2 separate regions of the Homo sapiens genome follow, and region 2 is linked to region 1. Evidence: chromatin loops called from intact Hi-C (ENCODE). Cell type or tissue: mammary epithelial cell. All regions are shown on one strand. Each heading gives the region's core, and the rest is flanking DNA. Links, peaks and the distances in the headings are about the cores only. Region 1 overlaps LOC105378519 (a long non-coding RNA gene). Region 2 has its middle 64 kb from the start of FGFR2.

Region 1 (2,910 bases), core at 230-2,729:
CACCTTCTCTGTATTATCTATATTTTCCAGATTTTAAATACATTTTTATTTTTATTGTATTTATTTATTTGTAGAGACAGAGGTCTTGCAATATTGCCCGGGCCAGTCTCAAACTCCTGGCCTCAAGCAATTCTCCCGCCTCAGCTCTCAAAGTGTTGGGATTACAGGTATGAGTCACAGTGCCCAGACTGAATCAATTTTTCAAAAATGGTAACAATAGCAATTATTCCGCAATAAAAAATAAAAATTTTGCTTAATTCTCATTGTAAAAAGACTCTGCCCACAAATCCCCAGCCTCTGTGAAGTGTTTCCTCTAAGCTCCATCTGCACCACACACCTGAGAAGGTGAAGCTTGAGGCATCCTTCTCTGTCCCATAGCACCTGGGACTGCCTCCTTCATAAGATGAGTCATCACCATTTCATAATCCTCCGTCTCCCTGCGCCCTCCTGCCTATGGGAGCACCCAGAATGTCTTCTTCATAGCCTTCACTCATTAATGATTGTGACTAATTAATTTGAGCTAATCCATTTTATGTGCAATTTCTGGCCTGCTGTCTTCCCCGGGCTGTAATTTCAACAAGGGATCATCTACCCTAATTGCTAGCGTAGTCTTTATAATTCATAGTTAATGCTCGATCAACAGTTGCTAAATGAACAAATGAATGAATGAATGCAAAACAGGATTGTCTCCGAAGTTGAAATCCCTGCCCTTGATTGTGTCTGCCATCAGATGTGCGTCCCCGAAATGCAGAAATCCTACTCGAGAGCAGAGGCATGTTACCACTCACTGGAGTTCCATAGACATCACCTGACCACGGAGACTTTCTAAGTATTTGTTCCTGAGAAGTCTCCGCTGCAAAGTTCCGATTAAGATACCTGTGAGCGGCAGGGCGCGGTGGCTCACGCCTGTAATCCCAGCACTTTGGCAAGCCGAGGAGGGCGGATCACGAGGTCAGGAGATCGAGACCATCCTGGCTAACATGGTGAAACCCTGTCTCTACCAAAAATACAAAAAAATTAGCCGGGCATGGTGGCGGCGCCTGTAGCCCCAGCTACTCGGGAGGCTGAGGCAGGAGAATGGCGTGAACCCGGGAGGCAGAGCTTGCGGTGAGTCGAGATTGCGCCACTGCACTCCAGCCTGGGCGACAGAGCGAGACTCCATCTCAAATAAATAAATAAATAAATAAATAAAAGAAAAAAGAAAAAAAAAAGATACCTGTGAGCTGTGGACATCTGAATGTTCACACAGCACTGACCTTTTTAAACATGAAAATGAAAACGAATAGTCAGACTCCTGCATTTTTCCATGTCTTATTTCAGTTTTAAAGATGGACAATATGATAAGAAAGTCTGTTTCTCTTCTGGATTTCTATTTCCAAAGAGATAGCAAAGGTTCTCAGGTTACTTGGAGAGTTTACTAGGATGCTGAGCGCTCCTCACCCACATAGTTTATTATTCGGGAGGTCTGAGGTGGGACCCCAAAAGACAAATTCTCAGGTGAGGTTGATGCTGCTGGTCTGGCGACCACGCTTGGAGACTCCGTGAGCCAGAGGACTCTGCCCCGACTTGCTAGGGAGGCAGGAGCTCTGGTGACCTGCTGTGTGGCCTGGAGGAAGTCACTGCCCATTCTGAGCCTCGGATTCCTTGTTGGTAAACAGCGTCTTAGGACGCGGCTCTGTGATGCTGTGGCCTGTGCGTCGCATCGGCATGTCTCAGCCGGCACCGGGCAGCAGAGGGCAGCAGAGATCAGGAAATGGCGTCCCGGCAGGCGGCTTCTCCCACTGCTGAAATGAGTTCTCTCAACTGTCGCTCAGCACTCCGAAACCATTAGCCAAAGAAGAAAGACATTTCCTCATCCCTTTGCTCTCCAATGACTAAGAAAAGTGAAGTGATGCCTTACACTGAAATGTATTTCTTAAAAGTTGGATACTTGTATCATCTTGAAAGCCCCTCTACATCCAGGAAAACTGCAGCCCAGAGAGGGGAGGAAAAGCCCGCGGCCTCCTGCTGGTGGTAAGTTCAGGAACACGCATGGGCCTTTCCGCTCCGTCCCAAGCTGAGTTTTACATTCCCTCCTAGACGAGAATTGGCGAGTGGACATGAGGGTAGCTTTCTTCCATGGTGCTGGGGGGCAGGAGGAACCCCAGGGACTCATGGATGTGGGAAGGACATGAGAGGTTTCCCAAGTAGGGCCCCTTGCATTTAGAGCCCCCTCTACATGGAGCTGGAAAAGGGAGTTCCGTTTAAATGTGTGACCCTGGAGTCCCCAAACATCTATTCAGAGACAGCAGATAAATCCCAGACTGCACCTCTCCAGCTGGTCTTCAAGCTCAGAACCCCCTCCTCGTTTCCAAGTGTGGATCCATCAGAATGAAGGGCCCACACCTCTCCCCCACCGTGGATTTCACATTTCCTGGTGCCTCTAAGTCACCAGGAGGGGGCAGAAAATTCTGCCTCCCAAGCCCCACCTCCAGGGACCCCATTCATCAGGTTTGGGTGCGGTCCTGGAATCCACGTGCTAAACAGACGCTGAGGGTGGTTTGCCCAACCAGACCTGGACAATCTCTGGCCTGGAGGTTAAGCCTGGGTGGTGAAGATGAAGAGATAGGTGGCAGGCAACACTGGGAATTCACAGTCTCCGTTCTTGGAATCATACTTCTCATCCACGGGGAAAATTCCTTGGTTCTGGTACCTTCCCTGCAACTCTCTCCAATCATCCTAACATTCTGGGGGCCCAAGATGAGAATAAAAGCGAAGTTCCCATACCATGTGTCAATTATTAAAAAGTTATCAATCCGGGGCCGGGCATAGTGGCTCATGCCTGTAATCCTAGCACTTTGGGAGGCCGAGGCGGGTGGACTGCCTGAGTTCAGGAGTTCGAGACCAGCCTGGGCAACACAGTGAAACCCC
Region 2 (2,910 bases), core at 197-2,696, 720 kb after region 1:
AAGTGAAGGCAGAGGATTGGCCCCAGGAAGGAGGGCTCCCAGGGCAGGAAGATGCTGGGAGGCCCAGCGGGCAGCCAGCCTGCTTGGTGGTAAAAGCGGCCCGGAATTTCCATGGAGAGAGCCAAGTCTGGAAGCAGCCCTCAAAGCGTCTCTTCCAACTGTTTGGGCAGCCAGGGAGCACAGTGCCAGGGGCAACACTGACAAAGTGACCTGGAGGAGCATCGGAATCCACACTCGGCCCCGGGGGGCCTGGCCACAGGTCAGCAACAACACCCATGGAAGCAATAGCAGGAAGGGGTTCTGGGACTCTGGAGGGAGCGTGGAGGGCCACATCCGCTGTGCCCACGCGGCGAGCAGCCTCGCAGGCGGGGAGAGGAGGCCTCCAGCTCCCATCCTGTGAATGGCACCATCTTTCGTGCCAGTCAAAGAGTCGTGCTGTTTGTCAGGAGCACAAGTGCTCATCTTCACCAGCTCTTCCGGGTAAAACTTATTTTTGAGGGAAAAGTTTTTTTCAGGTACAAAATGCAACCTTTGTTGATCTGACTGCATTGAGAAATGACTCCTCTCCTGCTAACAGTAACATTAAAACTCCCAACCTCCATTGGCCTTTACAATGAAAGGTACATTAGTTCAGGTCTTTCTGCGTAAGGCAAGGGCGACCTCAATCTATGGGAGCCAGGGCCACCCACATGGGCTGTATCTTGGTCCTGGGAAACCAGGCTCAGCAGAGGAATTGGGGTAGAGACCGCACTTTACAAACCATGCCTTCTGGAAGGTCACAGAACTTTTCTCTTTGGCCTCATAACACTTCCTCCTAAACTAGTTCCTCTTCCCGATTCCCCAGCTCTGTTAATTCAGTTTAATTATTTAACAAGTATTTATTGAGCACCTACTATGTGTCAAGCAGTGCCATGGGCTTTTGGGATACATCAGTGAATGAAATCAATACACACCCTTGCCCTAATAGAGCTTGCATTCTAGCTGGAGGTGGAGGTCAGGGAGATGGAAAATGAATAATACACATAATCAATAAGTATGTTAGATATCATGTTTGAATATGAACAATGCAATGGGGGAACAAAGTAGGGCCGGGGTGAGCAGCATCGGGGGCCCGGGTACAGGGACGGAGGGCAGGGCAGGTGACAGCATTAAACAGAGTAGGCAGGCATCACACTCTGAAAATGTACATCTCAGAACTGAGTAACCGGCCAAGCATCCGCTGCTGGGCTCTGAGATGCGCTTGCTTTCAGGACAGGCCTTCCACAGGCTGCTGACAGCACTGCAGGGATGTGAGGCCCGTTCCTGGGAGACACGGGGCTACTTTGGCTCAAGGTGCCCCGACAGCCATGCTGAACTTTCTTAAGAGTCACCTGCAGATTAAGATACTCCCACCTAACCTCCCTGCCATCTCTCCTTTGCCGGCGTCAGACTCTCCCAGCCTCTCCTTGCTCTCGCCTGGTTTTCTTTCACTGGAGTGGCTCCTAAGAAATCTCTTGACCAGCTAAGCCCATTGAGGCATCTGCCTCTTCGAGGAGCCTGCTAACCCATTAGGTTAGGCCTCAGTGGGAAGGTGGGATTGGAGCGTTGAGTGATGCGTGGAGCGTAGGGAGTAGCTGAGTTAGTGGTGCCACATCCTCTTGTGTGGGAAGCTGCTCGCTGGCGCCCTCCTCTGTTCCAAAGTTGCCAGATCTTGTCCATCACCCCAGAAACAGCTCCTGCGTTTAACCTCTTCGTGCCATTCCCACCATATAAACCTTTAAGGGTCTTATTATGTCCACTAGGCTATTGCCCCGCCACCATTCTCTTCCTTCTCACCCCTGCAATCCATGCTGCTCACTGCTTCCAGGTGACTCTCCTAAGTCATGCCCCGATCTTGGTGCTCCCCTGCTCAGAAACCTCCAGTGGCTCTCTGCAGTTTCTTAGCCTGACATCTGAGGCCAACCACATCTGTCTCCAGTGGGCTTTCTCAGCACTGCAGAGAGCTCCAGGTGTTAGAGCTGGATGGGATCCAGGCTACTGAACTCTGCCACCTCTACACAACTCTGCATTTCTGCCAGGTGATTAGCTGTGTTTGAGTGCCTTCAGTGATGGGAACCTCACTTCTCAGCTCACATCTCCCTGAAGAGTCAATACACTAGCCCTGGTTCTGCCCCTTGAGCTGTAAGGGAGAAGACCCCTTCCCCTCCCATGACAGCCCTTCACTTACTGGAAGTCAGTGATTCTATCTCCCATGAGTCATCATTTTTTGTCATAACCTGTCTAGTATGGAAAAAAGATGTCACCTGTGTCTCCTATGAAATAACCTGAAATCCCTGGCACCCAGGCTCCTCTCCACTGAATGCACTTGTATTCGCTTCCTTGGGCTGCCATGACAAAGTTCCACAGGCTGAGTGTTAAACAGTAGAAATGTGTTTCTCCCAGTTCCAGAGGCTGGGAAGTCCAAGATCAAGGTGTCAGCCCATTTGATTTCTCCTGAGCCTTTCTCCTTGGCTTCCAGATGGCTGCTTCCTCACTGTGTCCTCACCCAGCCTCTTCTTTGTGCATGTGCCTCCCTGGTGTCTCTTTTTGTGTCCAAATTTCCACTTCTCATAAGGACACCAGTCATATTAGATTGGGGCCCACTGTCATGGTCTCATTTTATCTTAATTACCTCTTCAGGGCCAGGTGCGGTGGCTCACGTCTGTAATCCCAGCACTTTGGGAGGCCAAGGCGGGCCGATCCCTTGAGGTCAGGAGTTTGAGACTAGCCTGGCCAACATGGCAAAACCCCATCTCTACTAAAAATATAAAAATTAGCTGGGCATGGTGGTAGGCACCTGTAATCCCAGCTACTCAGGAGGCTGAGGCAAGAGAATTGCCTGAACCCGGGAGACAGATGTTGCAGTAAGCCAAGATCATGCCACTGTACTCC

The links. Hi-C counts contacts between places; a loop is a spot of excess contacts. Peaks named below come from ENCODE experiments on the same cell type or tissue, not always from the same donor. Only the 100,000 strongest peaks of a DNase experiment are listed, where the experiment ranks them.
Region 2: it touches region 1 in a loop (5-fold over the local background); 2 of 110 quality-filtered maps call a loop at or near these places.

The regions. Positions count from the first base shown.
Region 1 is chr10:120,941,276-120,944,185 of GRCh38, forward strand. The region is part of intron 2 of LOC105378519 (a long non-coding RNA gene); the gene reads right to left. Among named protein-coding and RNA genes, the nearest start is that of WDR11, 91 kb to the left of the region's middle. RefSeq lists enhancers at 1,581-1,875, 1,780-1,849. In mammary epithelial cell, for the core only: a CTCF peak has its summit at 1,730 (motif pointing right); a DNase peak (open chromatin) is centred at 1,766.
Region 2 is chr10:121,661,476-121,664,385 of GRCh38, forward strand. No RefSeq gene overlaps it. Among named protein-coding and RNA genes, the nearest start is that of FGFR2, 64 kb to the left of the region's middle. In mammary epithelial cell, for the core only: a CTCF peak has its summit at 1,651 (motif pointing left); no DNase peak of the experiment used is centred there.